Regions from separate parts of the Homo sapiens genome. Here region 2 is linked to region 1. The links are chromatin contacts, found by Hi-C or POLR2A ChIA-PET in ENCODE. All regions are on one chromosome and are shown on one strand. The core of a region is the stretch at or near the end of the contact, and the rest is flanking DNA. Distances in the headings are between cores, read along the strand shown.

What was found. Hi-C counts contacts between places; a loop is a spot of excess contacts on that map. ChIA-PET counts read pairs that join two places held with the same protein, here RNA polymerase II (POLR2A). Pooled maps may share reads with other maps.
Region 2: a map with no recorded cell type shows a loop between it and region 1 (4-fold over the local background). The contact joins two enhancer-like sites. A Hi-C loop is called at or near these places in 1 of 37 single-sample maps with no recorded cell type and 3 of 50 pooled maps. POLR2A ChIA-PET finds 5 or more read pairs at or near these places in 3 of 52 experiments (H1, MCF 10A and naive thymus-derived CD8-positive, alpha-beta T cell).

The regions. Positions count from the first base shown.
Region 1 is chr21:46,250,115-46,257,540 of GRCh38, forward strand. It overlaps MCM3AP (minichromosome maintenance complex component 3 associated protein), which reads right to left. Exons shown (of 28, transcript NM_003906.5): 17 at 6,675-6,872; 18 at 4,662-4,730; 19 at 4,278-4,412; 20 at 1,415-1,568. It overlaps MCM3AP-AS1 (MCM3AP antisense RNA 1), which reads left to right. Exons shown (of 4, transcript NR_110565.1): 4 at 1-1,587. Among named protein-coding and RNA genes, the nearest start is that of MCM3AP-AS1, 25 kb to the left of the region's middle. RefSeq lists an enhancer at 4,203-4,312. Within about 2 kb of position 3,742, at least 10 of the 41 ENCODE cell types and tissues checked have a DNase peak (open chromatin) inside an H3K27ac peak, as active enhancers do.
Region 2 is chr21:46,366,897-46,374,322 of GRCh38, forward strand. PCNT (pericentrin) reads left to right here. Exons shown (of 47, transcript NM_006031.6): 15 at 1-243. Among named protein-coding and RNA genes, the nearest start is that of PCNT, 46 kb to the left of the region's middle. RefSeq lists enhancers at 1,491-1,620, 2,081-2,160. Within about 2 kb of position 2,740, at least 6 of the 41 ENCODE cell types and tissues checked have a DNase peak (open chromatin) inside an H3K27ac peak, as active enhancers do.

The DNA of each region.
Region 1 (7,426 bases), core at 2,492-4,991:
GAGATAAAGAGAACTACATTAAGTGAGACAATAAGGCAACTCTATTTCTTGCAGGAAAAAAATAATTGTGGTTATAGAACACTACTGGTTCTGAGGTGAATAGCAGTCACAGAGCCATCAAAATATGACCCCACTCACTGAAGTAATACAAAGTGCTAGTGTAGCTATCCCGGGAAGACGTGGAAGGCCGAGCAAGGACCATGGCACAAGAGGCCACGCTGTACCTAGTATGGTATGCAGTGGCCAAGAGGACCCCCCTGATTCCACCTAGTGTTCATGCCCACGTGTGATCTCCTGCCCCGTGAGCTGGGCCTAGCCACTCACTTCTGACAGACAGAAGCCAACAAAAGCAACAGGATGTCACTTCTAAGTTTAGGTTATAAACACACTCAGACTTCCATCTAGGCTCACCTCTTGCTCACTCTGATGAAAGCCAGCTGCCATGCTGTCAGCTGGGGAGAGGCCCATGTGGCAGGAACTGAGGAAGTCTTTGGCCACAGCCTGCAAGGAAGTGAATCCTGACACAAGCTCACTAGAGTGAGCTGGGAAGTAGATACCCTTCAGTCAAGCTTTCAGATGAGGCCACAATCCTAGCCAACATTTTCATTTCCACCCATGAGAAACCTTGAGCCAGAAGACCCAAGCTAAGCTACACCTGGATTCCTGACCCACAGATACCATGATAACAGACATTATTTTAAGCTGCTATGTTAGGAGTAATTAGTTATTTAGGAATAAGGTAACTAATACATTTATATTAATGGGAAGTCAGCAGAGAACATTTAAATGGATAAACTGAGAAATGGCTGTGTAAGTGTGTGATCTGGAAACAGGAGAAAAATGCAGCCCTGAAGAAAGGAGTTAAGAGAGGAAGGAGGAGCTACTATGTCTCATTTTAAATCACGTGGGTGGCATTATTTGACTTCTTTTTAAGTACACGGAAGTGTTACTTTCTTAAATGAAAATGAAGGTAACAGCAGCAGTAAACTAATTTCCAGTAGATGAAATGTGACTTTGTAATCCCAGGAAAAGGGAAGAATTTGCACCAAGAAGTTACTGTTACCTCAGAATGGCAAGAGCATGGATGGCTCTTATCATCATCTTTATACTTCTTTTACATTTCCTCATTTTTTAAAAGTTTTGTGTACATATTACATTTAGGAAATCCAATATATAGTATTAAAACAGAAAAAGTAAAGAAGCAGGCTGGGCTTGGTGCCCACTACTCAATTTGACTGGCTTAAAAAAATTTTTTAAACGACATGTACGGACAGACATAATACTTGCTTCTGAGCCTCCCAGTCTTTCAAAACCACATTAGGGAATAAGCAGTATTTGCATGGTTCCAGTGATATCTGGGAGTAAGTGAAAGTAATGAAAACACAGAAGTAAACACAAAGTAATTATAGTTCACCTTTATACACACGTTAACAGAAATCATCTGATCCCCTTTGCTGCTAAGTGAGTTGAAAAGCGAAAGCGTCTGAATCCCACCAGCATCGCTGGATGTGTCATCCACTGAGCCTTCATCTCCCATGAACTTGACTTTTAACCAATTTGCTAGAATTCTACAGATTTAAAAAAAACAAAAAACAAAAAAAACACTTGAAGAATCTAATTCTATATTTGAATTATAAAGACTTTCAGGAAAAGAAGAAAGAAAAATATCACACAGACCTAGGTCCACAAATACCACATCTTACTATGAAGCTGATCTGCACAAAACAGGCTGTTGTTTTAAAATGGAGCAACGATCTGTACTCGTTCTTTTTTTTTTTTTTTTTTTTTTGAGCCAGGGTCTCGCTCTGTCGCCCAAGCTAGAGTGCAATGGCACAAACTTGGCTCACCGCAGCAAGCAAACCTGCCTCAGTAGCTGAGACTACAGGCACGGGCCACCATGCCCAGCTAATCTTTCCATTTTTTTTGTAGAGTGTCACTCAAAGGGTCTCACTATGTTGCTCATGCTGGCCTCAAACTCCTGGGCTCAAGCAATCCTCCCTCCACAGCCTCCCCAGTTGCTGGGATTACAGGCATGAGCCACTGCTCCCGGCTTCTACTTGTTCTTAATTGGGCAGGAGGAGGGGGCACTCCATTCCATTAGAATGGAACTGGCTCATTCTAATGTGACTTAAAATTCTGAAGCATTAAGATTTTCAGCAATAGAAAACATCCCTAGAGTTTGAAATACATGTTTTTTACAGATCAAATTTCTCATACCTGAGACCTTAAGAATTCTTAAGTGACATACGAACTTAGCAAATGAGAAGACAGCTATTTTAAGAAATGACTCACCAGCTGGGCGTAGTGGCTCACGCCTGTAATCCCAGCACCTTGGGAGGCCAAGGCAGGTGGATCGCTTGAGCCCAGTTTGAGACCAGCCTGGGCAACATCACAAAACCCTGTCTCTACAAAATATATACAAAACTAAGCTGGGCGTGGTGGTGTGCGCCTGTAATCCCAGCTACTTGGGAGGCTGAGGCAGGAAAATTGCTTGAACCTGAGAGGTGGAGGTTGCAGTGAACAAAGTGTACCACACGCCAGCCTGGGCGACAGAGTGAGACTCCATCTAAAAAAAAAAAAAAGAATACAGGCTTTCTAAGTGAAAAGGTGTTCTGGAATTATTAACAGTGATGGTTGCAAAACCCTGTGAATATATCTAAAAATCACTGAAATGTACACTTTAAATGGGTGAAGTTTATGGTATGTGAATAACATTTCAATAAAGCTATTTTAAAAATAAACTGTAAGCCGGGTGTGGTGGCTCACGCCTGTAATCCCAAAACTTTGGTAGACTGAAGCATGCAGATTGCTTGAGCCCAGGAGTTCAAGACCAGCTTGGGCAACATAGTGAAACCCCATCTTTAAAAAAAAAACATTAACCAGGCATGGTGGCACACGCCTGTAGTTCCAGCTACTCAGGAGGCTGAGGTGAGAAGATCAGTTGAGCCCAGGAGGTCAAGGCTGCGGTGAGCTGTTATCACACCACTGCCCTCTAGCCTGGGTGACAACAAAGCAAGACCCTGTCTCAAAAAAACACAGAGACTGTAGTTGCTTTAAAAATATGACTTCTGTATGCTATGTGGTTACAGAAAATAAGATCATGTCAATTTTTTCTTTTTTAAAATGCCAAAAGTTTCTTTAAGGGGAAAAAAATGGAACTATAGTAAACAGACTATAAACTATCTTACTGAAGAGTCTAAAATGAAGCAGGTCTATCAATGTACCTTAACACAGCTTGAAATAACAATCAACTCTTAAATGCTTTTGGTCTAAGACTGTTGCCAAGTAATATGGTTTGGATTTGTGTCCCTACCCAAATCTCATGTTGAACTGTAATCCCCAATGTTGGAGGAGGGGCCTGGTGGGAAGTGATTGTATCATGGGGGTGGAATCCCCCTGGCTGTTCTCATGATAGTGAGCTCTCACGAGATCTGGTTAAGTGTGTGACAACTCCCCCTCACTGTTCTCATGATAGTGAGCTCTCACGAGATCTGGTTAAGTGTGTGACAACTCCCCTTCGCTGTTGTCATGATAGTGAGCTCTCACGAGATGTGGTTGTGTGACAACTCCCCCTCACTGTTCTCATGATAGTGAGCTCTCAACAAGATCTGGTTAAGTGTGTGGCAACTCACCCTCGCTGTTCTCATGATAGTGAGCTCTCAGGAGATCTGGTTAAGTGTGTGGAAACTCCCCCTTGCTGTTCTCATGAAAGTGAGCCTCGCGAGACCTGGTTAAGTGTGCAGCACCTCCCCCTTGCTGTTCTCATTACAGTGAGCTGTCACGAGATCTGGTTGTTTAGAAGTGTGTGGCACCTCCCACTTTGCTGTTCTCATGATAGTGAGCTCTCACGAGATCTGGTTAAGCATGTGGCATCTCCCCCTTCTCTCTCTCTTCCTCCTGCTTTGGCCATGTAAGACATGCCTCCCTCCCCTTAGCCTTCCACCATGATTGTGGGTTTCCTGAGGCCTCCCCAGCCATGCTTCCTGTACAGCCGAGCCAATTAAACCTCTTTATAAAGTACCCAGTCTCAGATATTTCTTTAAAGCAGTGTGAGAACGGACTAATACACCAAGTTTATGGAATAAAAATTGAAATAATCAAATCTAAAGTTTCAACTTAAAATCATGAGCAAAACAGACTGTAAATCCAAGCATTAAAACATAAACCTACACTTCCGAGTTCCCATCACACATAAGAGGAATACCCGGCCCTGGCCCACAACCCTGCCCTGCCCACTCCACCTCTTGGAAACCCCACAGGGGAAAACCCTTCCTGACCTGCCACAACTCTCTGGGGACTGCTCCTCTACATCCGGCAACACCAGCACCAGCTTCCAAAACACATGCTCCTGCCTCCCAGGGAGGTGCTCAGCCACGAGGGATGGCAGGTCCAGAGACGCCCATGCCACATCACTGGGAGGAACAGACCACCGTGGATTAGCCAGTGTGTGAGACCCTTGCAGGAGCAGCACACACATCCTATGAGCAGGAAGGGGCAGGTTGGAGGAAAATCAGGTTCAGAGATTGAACTGCAAACTAGAAACCAAGTCTGGAGCTCATCGAAGAGACCTCAGTTGGAGATGCATGAAGGGGGCTGCCAGTGTGACAGATTGGGGAACGGGGATCACCAGGGGGTGCGCAGAAGGGTGCAGCATGACAGACCTCAGCAGCTGCTGGTAGAAGTGCTGAACCTTCATCTGGTGAGCTGTCTTGTTTCTGAGCCGCCTTAACCTGCAAAGGAAAGCAGAATGACAGTGTCCCCGCAGGAGCTTAGTGAGAAGTACTGGCTAGTGTCCCCTGGGGAATACTCAGGAGACTGAAAAACACATTTTCTGCCAATGAAACGGGTTAGAGGATTCCTTCATTCCACAAATATCATGTTAAGTATCCACTGTGTGCTGGCTATGGGAGATTCAGCAATAAACAGACAAAATCCTGCCCTTTGAGAACATAGGCTCTAATGGGGAGAGAACAGCATCTCTAAGTGGCTGGCCTGGCATGTGTGAGGTGTCGGCACTGTGGGCAAATGCTGCCAGGTGGGGCTGGAGCCAGGCAGGGTGCGTGTTGCAGTCTCACTCAGGGTGGTCAGGTGATATGTGAGCAAAGACCTGAAGGAAACAGGGGGAGCCAGCGTGACAACTTCTGGAAACAGCAGAGGGCATGGCTATGCCAGGCCATAGCTGGACCTGGTGTGTTTGGGGAGAGCAGTGAGGGCAGCGAGGGAGGGGTTGGGTCCACAATGCAGAGACTCGGGGAGCGCTAGGGACGCCGCCGAGAGGCAACGCCACCTGGCTGAGCTGTTGGAGGATCCCTCTGTTGTGGTGCTGAGGACACGATTGGGGCCCAGGGTGGAAGCTGGCAGACAGGTGCTGCAGCAACATTCCAGTGAGGTGGAGAGAACTGCCATGCCCTCGGTGCTGGGTCTGAGAGAGATGCAAGCCCAGGTTTGTGCCCTAAGCGCAGGAGGACAGGACGGCATCCTATGAGCAGGAAGGGGCAGGGTGGGGAAAAATCAGGTTTAGAGGTTGAACTGCCAACTGGAAACCAAGTCTGGAACTCAGGGAAGAGGCCTCAGTTGGAGATGCATGATGGGGGCTGTCAGTGACAGACAGGGGTGACAGGGCTATCACCAGGGGGTGCGCAGAAGGGCAGAGGGCAGAGGTCTGGGCTGAGGGGGCAGGGTGGAGGGCTCAGACAAGGAGACTGAGGCTGACAAGGGCAGCTACGGAGGGGGGACACAAGAAGCCATGACTCCAGGAGAAGGCCAGGTCACTATGTGAAGGCAGCCATGGGTCAGAGGAGCCAGGCCCAGCCCTGGCCTCACAGCATGCCTCCAACAGGCTGGGACTGCCACCCCACTGCCGGCGCAGAACCTGATGGGGCTAAATGAAACCCACAAGACAGTTTTCAGAGGGAACATCCAGTGATGACCAGGAGGAGGACAAGACATGACATGAGGCCCCAGCGGTGTGCCTGCTAGGCCCTCCAGGCTGCCTCCCCAGTCCCCACCCACTGGGAGGCCAGGGAGCCCTGAGGCCAGGCAAGAGGTGGCACCTACATGGGTTCTAAATAAAGGCCAAGCCCAGCATGGCCAGGAATGCAGGCTGAGGGGGGTCCTGGCATGGCCCTGAGGAGCCGGTTCTGCTCGGGGTAACCAGGAGGAGTGGCAGGGAGGACCAGGGCCACACCAAGGGGCCTCAAGAGGGAAATAATGGAGGGTGGAGGTGGAGTCTGGAAGATGCTGCCACAGAAAGGGGGCAGTGTGTGAAGGAGACGGCGGGAGGAACAGAGGGATGGGGCGGGGATGGGATCGGAAGACACAGGCCAGCGTGGACCTCCGGCTCCTCCAACAAGGATGGAAGTGGCAGGTACTTAAACTGGGACGAGCAGGAAAAGAACACGTGATGCAGAGTCAGACTCAGGCACCAGGACGCTGAGTCTTTCAAGGTGAACTCAGAGCTCTGCTTTGCCAGTGGAACAAGTCACATGTCCACAACTGTGGGAGACAACCTTCAAAATGCAACCCTGTGCCTGTCCTCGCCTCCAGGCTTCACCTATCTTCGCCTCCAGGCTTCACCTATCTTCACCCTCCAAACACACACATTAATTCCGCTCCTGGTAAAACCAAGTGGGGGCAGGGGAGCCCTGACGAGGCAGGCGACAGCTGATGCTGACCTGGTGCAGGAGATGCCCAATCTCCCTGCATGGCCCAGGTCCAGGAGGCCCCTGGCCAGGTTCTCTTCAGCAATGGGGCACTCTGCGCTGGGCGCCAGCGCCCTCAGCCGGTCGCTCACGTCCACGCAGCAGGGCGCAGCAGGGAAAGCCCGCATTTGGCGCCTCAGTTTCTTGCGGGCTGTGACAGCTTCCCTCCACCTGGGGACATGAAAATGTATCATCACAGAGTGTTTTCAGGGTCTTCAAACTGAGAAACACATTGCAGTCAGAACTCAGGCATGGGGAAGGAAGGACATCAAATGAGTGTGGTGAGCAATGAAACTACCGAACGTTAACAGTTAATACTGAATGAGCTTTGGAGGCTGACTTGGCAATATGGATACAGATTTAAGATACATATACCCAGCTGGGTGCAGTGGCTCACGCCTGTAATCCCAGCACTTTGGGAGGCCAAGGCGGGCGGACTGCCTGAGCTCAAGAGTTCAAGACCAGCCTGCGCAACACAGTGAAACCCAATCTCTACTAAAATACAAAAAATTAGCCGGGCATGGTGGTGGGCGACTGTGGTCCCAGCTACTTGGGAGGCTGAGGCAGGAGAATCCCTTGAACCCAGGAGGTGGAGGTTGCAGTGAGCCGAGATCACACCACTGCACTCCAGGCTGTGTGTACCAGCAAGGCTCCGTCTCAAAAAAAAAAAAAAAAAAAAAAAAAGATACATATATCCCTTGACCCACAGCCACCACTGATAGGAA
Region 2 (7,426 bases), core at 1,490-3,989, 120 kb after region 1:
TACCTCTCTGAATTTCAGACCATCCGTGAGGAGCACAGGCAGGCCCTAGAGCTCTTACGAGCAGACTTTGAGGAACAACTGTGGAAAAAGGACTCTCTTCACCAAACGATTTTGACTCAAGAGTTGGAGAAACTGAAGCGGAAACACGAAGGGGAGCTACAGTCTGTGCGGGACCACCTGCGAACCGAAGTGAGCACAGAGCTCGCCGGAACCGTGGCTCACGAGCTGCAGGGAGTGCACCAGGTAAGGCGCCAGGGCCCTGCCCCAGCCCAGGGCAGGCCTCTCCTCGCTGCCTGTGTGTTTCCACCGCGTGTCACATGTCTGCGTGCGTGCTGTGTGTGCCTGTGCGGGTGTCTGTGTGTCTCACAGGCTGCCGAGATCAGTGGGGACTTCTGGTCTCTTTGTGAACTGGGCTTTTTTTTTTTTTTTTGAGCCGGAGTCTCACTCTTTCGCCAGGCTGGAGTGCAGTGGCGCAATCTTGGCTCACTGCAACCTCCGCCTCCTGGGTTCAAGTGATTCTTCTGCCTCAGCCTCCCAAGTAGCTGGGATTATAGGCGCCTGCCACCATGCGCGGCTAATTTTTGTATTTTTAGTAGAGACTGGGCTTCACCATGTTGGCCAGGCTGGTCTCGAACTCCTGACTTCAGGCGATCCACCCGCCTTGACTCCCAAAGTGCTGGGATTACAGGTATGAGCCACCGCACCCGGCCTGAGCTGGGCTTTAAAACACTGAGTTGAAGGGTTATTTTGATCGCAGGCACCTTGTTAAAGGCTTTGCTCTCGTACGTATGTGGGAGGGCCTAGACCTTGGTGGGGGATTTTGTGGGCTTTGGAGTATTCCTCAAGGCTGACCAGCACCTCTGCAGAAGACTTGGTTTCCAGGCTGCTGTGGGAAGATCTGATGGTCATGTTGTGTATTCAGAGCCTTGGTCCCCTCCTTTTATTGATGTTTCCTGAAATAAAACCCTTTTGCTACATTTCAAGAGCAGTGATGGGCCAGGCACAATGGCTCACGTCTGTAATCACAGCAGTTTAGGAGGCTGAGGCAGTTGGATTACTTGAGCCCAGGAGTTTGAAACCAGCCTGTGGGCTACGAAAATTAAAAACAATTCACCGGGCGTGGGGGCACGCACCTGTAGTCTCAGCTACTTTGGAGGCTGAAGCAGGAGGATTGCTTGAGCCCAGGAAGTCGAGGCTGCAGGGTGAGCTAAGACTGTGCCACTGCACTCCAGCCTGGGCTGTAACAGAGTGAGACCCTGTCTCAAAAAAAAAACAAAAATAGCTCACACCTGTAATCCCAGCACTTTGGGAGGCCAAGGCGGGCAGATCACAAGGTCAGGTGATCGAGACCATCCTGGCTAACACGGTGAAACCCCGTCTCTACTAAAAATCCAAAAAAAAATTAGCTGGGGGTGGTGGCGGACGCCTGTAGTCCCAGCTACTTGGGAGGCTGAGGCAGGAGAATGATGTGAACCCGGGAGGCGGAGCTTGCAGTGATCCGAGATCGCACCAGTGCACTCCAGCCTGGGAGACAGAGCAAGACTCTGTCTCAAAAAAAAAAAAGCGGTGATGGTTCATTTGACAGGCACTTCCAAGTTTTTATCATGAAGAAGAATTTCTGGCGAAGTCCCTCTTGCCCTGGGCTGGCGCCTGACTGCAGAAGCTGCAGTGCCTGTGACTCAGGAAAGGACACGTGTTGTCGTATCACACACACCTTGTGCTTTCTCTGCCCTCAGTGAGGTCTCTGAGGTTTTCTCACCTTGAAATAGATGAGTCTGCTCTGTTGAGCATGTGGAGCCACTGGGGCTGGCCTATCTCCCTGCAGGAAGGGGATGCATAGGCCTGGCTGCACGGTGGATGGGGCATGGGCTAGAGCTGATGAGGCAGTTAGAAATGGTTGTTCTGGCAGATCAATACCTTGTCAGACGTTTAAGAAGTACACGTTCCAAACTATAAACGAGGGAATTGCCAGCTTGGATAAGGTGGATACGTTGATTTCCTGATACCAGCATGCCACGGGAGGGCTTCCTCCTTCCTGACTGTGGGGAACAGTTGTGAGGCTCCAAAGCGTTGGCTTATTGTTTGCTTTCCTTCAGCTCTGTGTAAGAACAGGAGAAAAGTGGAACCTTCTTTAATCGCTGTGAGGGTTTCATGTTATGTTTCAGGCTGTCTGTTTTGTGTGGTCTGAGCATGTGATCTTGGGGGAATTCCTAGAAAGCAGAATATGTTCAGGCTCCCTCTGCTCTCCTGAGTAAGGTGCAGTCAGTTGCCTGTCTCAGGCCTCTGTGTCCTGTCCTTGTCTTCACCACATGTCAGGGAGTCCTGGGGATGTGTTTTGTTTGTTTCTTTTTTGTTTTTTAAAAGACAGGGTCTCCCTGTGTTGCCCAGGCTAGTCTCGAACTCTTGGGCTCAAGAGATCCTCTTGCCTTGGCCTCCCAGGTAGTTGGAATTACAGGCATGAGCCACTGCTCCCAGCTTGGGAGGTGCCTCTTGAGAGAAGCTGGAGCCATGTTGTCTTTCTGGACAAAATTAGACAGGGGTCTGATGCTGCTGGGAGCTGCCCTCCAGGCCAGTCCTCAGATGCCAGCTTCAGTTTCCTTTCGTTCCCAGTTTTGATCATAGGCAAACAGATGCTTTGGAGAATAGCACTTGTTCCCAAGCTGTGGATTTAAAATTAGGTTTTCTTGGTTTGTTTGGTTTAAAGAAAATGAAGTTCTGAAAGAATATTCAGAAAGGAGGAACTTGCATATCACACATGAAGTGTGTGTTTCAAACCACGGCCTGATTTAGTCAGAGGAAGCATGTGGAGCGTGTGCACCTTCTGTGCCCTGTGTGGGGATGTGGCACATCTGGATGTTTCCTGGACGGAAGGAGCTGGTCGCAGCCCTGTGCAATCAGAGACGCCTGCTGGAGGCAGAGAGGACCAAAGCCCTGGACAGGGTGGGTGCCAAGGTCCTGCTCCTGGAGCATCAGCACCAAGCGGCCCTGCAGGAACTCAGAGATGTACGCTGCCAAGATGCAGGAGCATCAAGCAGGGCAGGCGGAGCTGGAGGAGCCGGGGGAGCCGGAGGTTCTGGGGGTGCTGGGGGAGCTACAGGTGCTGCGGGAGGGGCTGTGCAGGTGAGCAGCTCCACGTGTGTGGTTCCCACAGGGGTGCCTCCCCGGCTTCTCTGCCCTGAGTCTTCATCAGAGCGTTCAGGCACTTACGGATACACTTGGAGCCGCTGGATTGTGCGTGCAGTGGGGTCTGTGCTCAAAGAGTGCAGCTTCGTGGGGGCAGATGTGTCAGTGCACCTGGCCAGCGAGGCAGCTGCAGGGGTGGGCATCCGGGGGGGGGTGTCTTTGGTTGGCCTCCCCTCCTGTTGGGGCCTCCGGAGGGCAGGGTTCTGGTCTGGTCTGCAGGCAGTGAGTGGTCTGTGGCGCGACCAGATCTGTCCTACAGGCTACTTGGCAGCTGGACGAAACACAAAGTGGAGGCGATTCAGAGCCTGGGAGGTGCGGGGGTCGGGGAGGCTGGGGCTCATCCTGGGTGTCGCGCTAGGCAGCTGGGGGGATAGTGAGGGGTGCCTGCCAGCTGATGATGGCATAGGGAGGGGCATGGAGAGCCTGGGGGCTGACAGGGGAAGCCACGCTTAGCTGGAGGGGTCATCCCAGGTTGGACTGGTGCAGGGGATGTGGCTTGTGTAGACACAGAAGCACATTTAGTTGCTCTTATAAATCTGCACACGGGCTGGGCTTGGGGCTCATGCCTGTAATCCCAGGGCTTCGGGAGGCCACAGTGGGATGATCTCTTGAGCTCAGGAGTTCGAGACCAGCCTGGGGAACATAGCAAGAGTCCACTTCTAAAAATAAAAATCGGCCGGGCGCGGTGGCTCACGCCTGTAATCCCAGCACTTTGGGAGGCTAAGGCGGGCAGATCATGAGGTCAGGAGATCAAGACCGTCCTGGCTAACACGGTGGAACCCCGTTTCTACTAAAAATACAAAAAATTAGACAGGCATGGTGGTGGGCGCCTGTAGTCCCAGCTATTCTGGAGGTTGAAGCAGGAGAGTGGTGTGAACCCGGGAGGCGGAGGTTGTGGTGAGCTGAGATCGCGCCATTGCCCTCCAGCCTGGGCGACAGAGCGAGACTCCGTCTCAAAAAATATATATATGAAAATAAAAATAATAAATAAAAATTAACCAGGCATGGTGGTGCAGGCCTGTAGTTCCAGCTACTTGGGAGGCTGAGGAGAGAAAATTGCTTGAACCTGGGAATCTGAGGCTGCAGGAAAAAAAGAAAGAAATCTGCACACAGTATGGTTTATTTTCTTTCTTTCTTTTTTTTTTTTTTTTTTTAAAGACGGAGTCTCAAAAAAAGTCTAGAGTGCAGTGTCACGATCCTGGCTCACTGCAACCTCTGCCTCCCAGGCTCAAGCAGTCCTCCCACCTCAGCCTCCCAAGTAGCTGGGATACAGGCACGGGCCACCACGCCTCGCTAATTTTTATTGTTTTGTCTCCCAGGCTGGTCTTGAACTCATGGGCTCAAGTGATCCTCCCGCCTTGGCCTCCCCAAAGCACTGGGATTACAGGTGTGAGCCTCTGCACCTGGCCAGTGTAGTTACTTACTTTTTCAGTTTTTTAAAATCTTGTGTGTCAGAATATGCGTAAGCACTGGTACCAAATTGTGTCAGAAGAAGCCAGACTGAGTAGTCGGAATCCCCCTTGGATTCCCAAGGTGGCCGTGAAGGGGCCTGGCTGAGGTCCCCTGCCACCTGCTGTGGTCTTGATTCTCTGCACCTATGCAGGACTGCATTTAAGCAGCAAGGTCTCCCCACTTGTGGACCCGTGCACCTGCCCCATCCAGGCGCCACCACCCCGCCTGCTGGTCTGCATGATGAGCACACGCACACACAGCACATGTGCACACACAGCACATGCACACACACATGCAGACACAGCACATACAGCACATGTGCACACAGCATGTGTGCACACACACAGCACATGCACACACAGCACATACACAGCACATGTGCGCACACAGCACATGCGCATGCTCACACAGCATGTGCGCACAAACAGCACATACATAGCACATACACACATGCAGCACATGCACACACACACAGCACATGCACACACACAGCACATACATGCAGCACTCACAGCATATGTGCCCATACAAGGCACATGCACACAGCACATGCGCACACATAGCACATGTGCATACACAGCACATGCACACATGCAGCACACTCACAGCACATGTGCCCATACAAGGCACACGCACACACACAGCACATGCACACACAGCACACACACAGAGAGCACATGCACACAGCACATGTGCACACACAGCACATGCACATACACAGCACATGTGCACGTGTAGCACATGCATGCACACAGCACATACACATAGCAGATGTGCACACAGCACGCACACACAACACGTGCACACACATGCACACGTGCTTACACAGCACATGTTCATACAGCACATGCTCATACACGCAGCACATGCACACATACACAGCACATGCACACATGTCATTCTGCATGTTGTCCTGCAGGATGAATGCCTGGGGCCCTCCTGCTTCTGTGTTCTGGGTCTGTACGATTTTCTGGCCTTTCTGTGGGGGGAGGGTTAGAGTCTGGAGCACTTCAGAAATAATTGATAATTTATTTGAAGCATTATGTGCAAATTTTAGGTGATTATGGTACATATGGTTTCAAGGGGGTTTTAAACAAGGACATGCTAAGATCTCATTTCTAGCCATAAAGTAAGGTTTTGAACCTGAAAGGTTTGCTTGGTGAAGAGGGACTGCTCCTGAGAATGGGTGATGCAGCGCCGGATTCTGAGGTTAGAAATGACTTGTTTCTTCACGTGGACAGCTCTGGGTGCTGCCCAGTGTGGACACTGGCCCCTCAGTCCTGAGGCACAGCCCTGAGACCTGCACCCTGCTGGGTATCGTGTGGGTCTGTCTTCTCTGGAAAAGTCAGATTCTGTCTCGCTTTTCCAGGGACTCATGCTAAAGAAATTCTGTCCGTTTTATCTGTGCATAGCACAAGGAGGTGTTCGTTTTCTGAAATCGTGTGTCACCTGTGTCCTTTAACCTGTACTTTTGTTCTTCTAGGGTGACTGTTGTTGTTGTTGTTTTGGAGGGAGGATCTTGCTCTGTCGCCCAGGCCGAAGGTAGTGATGCAACCACAGCTCACTGTGACCTTGAACGCCTGGCCTCAAGTGGTCCTCCTGCCTCAGCCTCTTGAGTAGCTGGGACTACAGATGTGCACCACCATGCCTGGCTAATTTATTTTTTGTAGAGATGGGGTCTCACTGTGTTGCCCAGGCTGGTCTTAAATTCCTGGCCTCAAGCAATCCTTTTGTCTCAGCCTCCCAAAGTGCTGGGACCATAGGCGTGAGCCGCGCCTGGCCTGGACTATTATCGGAATACTCCTAGAGCGTCTTTGCAGTATTTTTGTAGTTGAGGTACAGGTTTGCGCGAGTAAGTTAGCTTTTTACTTTGCTGCTAGGGATGTGCATGTCAATACTCTTTTTTTTTTTTTTTTTTTGAGACAGAGTCTCGCTCTGTCTCCAGGCTGGAGTGCAGTGGCGTGATCTTGGCTCACTGCAACCTCTGCCTCCCTGGTTCAAGGGATTCTCCTGCCTCAGCCTCCCAAGTAGCTGGGACTACAGGCATGCGCCACCATGCCTAATATTTGTATTTTTAGTAGAGATGGGGTTTCACCATGTTGCCCAGGGTGGTCTGATCTCTTGACCTCGTGATCCGTCCGCCTCACCCTCCCTAAGTGCTGGGATTACAGATGTGAGCCACCGCGCCCAGCCTTAGCTTTTTTTTTTTTTTTTTTTTGGGCGGAGTCTCGCTCTGTCGCCAGGCTGGAGTGCAGTGGCATGATCTTGGCTCACTGCAACCTCCGCCCCCCGGGTTCAAGCGATTTTCCTGCCTCAGCCTCCTGAGTAGCTGGGATTACAGGCACATACCACCACGCCTGGCTAATTTTTATATTTTCAGTAGAAACAGCGTTTCACCATGTTGGCCAGGCTGGTCTCGAACTCCTGACCTTGTGATCTGTCCGTCTTGGCCTCCCAAAGTGCTGGGATTACAGGCGTGAGCCACTGCGCCCGGCCGCTCAGATACTCTTTTATGTGATTGTTTTGGTGTAGCTGATTTCACAGAAGAAAACAATTGGGCTGTGGGGAGGTGGGATGTACTCTTTATTTTATATTATGTTTTTTGGGGCAGAGGGCAGCATTTGCAGGAATAGAATAACTCAGCAAGCCCCCGGTCCCGCTGGTTAGTGGGGTGCACGTTCAATACATCAGTCCCCCTCTCCTCCTGATTGTTTAGAAGCAAATCCAAGACACCATGTGTCTGCGAGTGAGGTGTTTTCCCCCAATACAGCATAACCATGATCCATTCTCA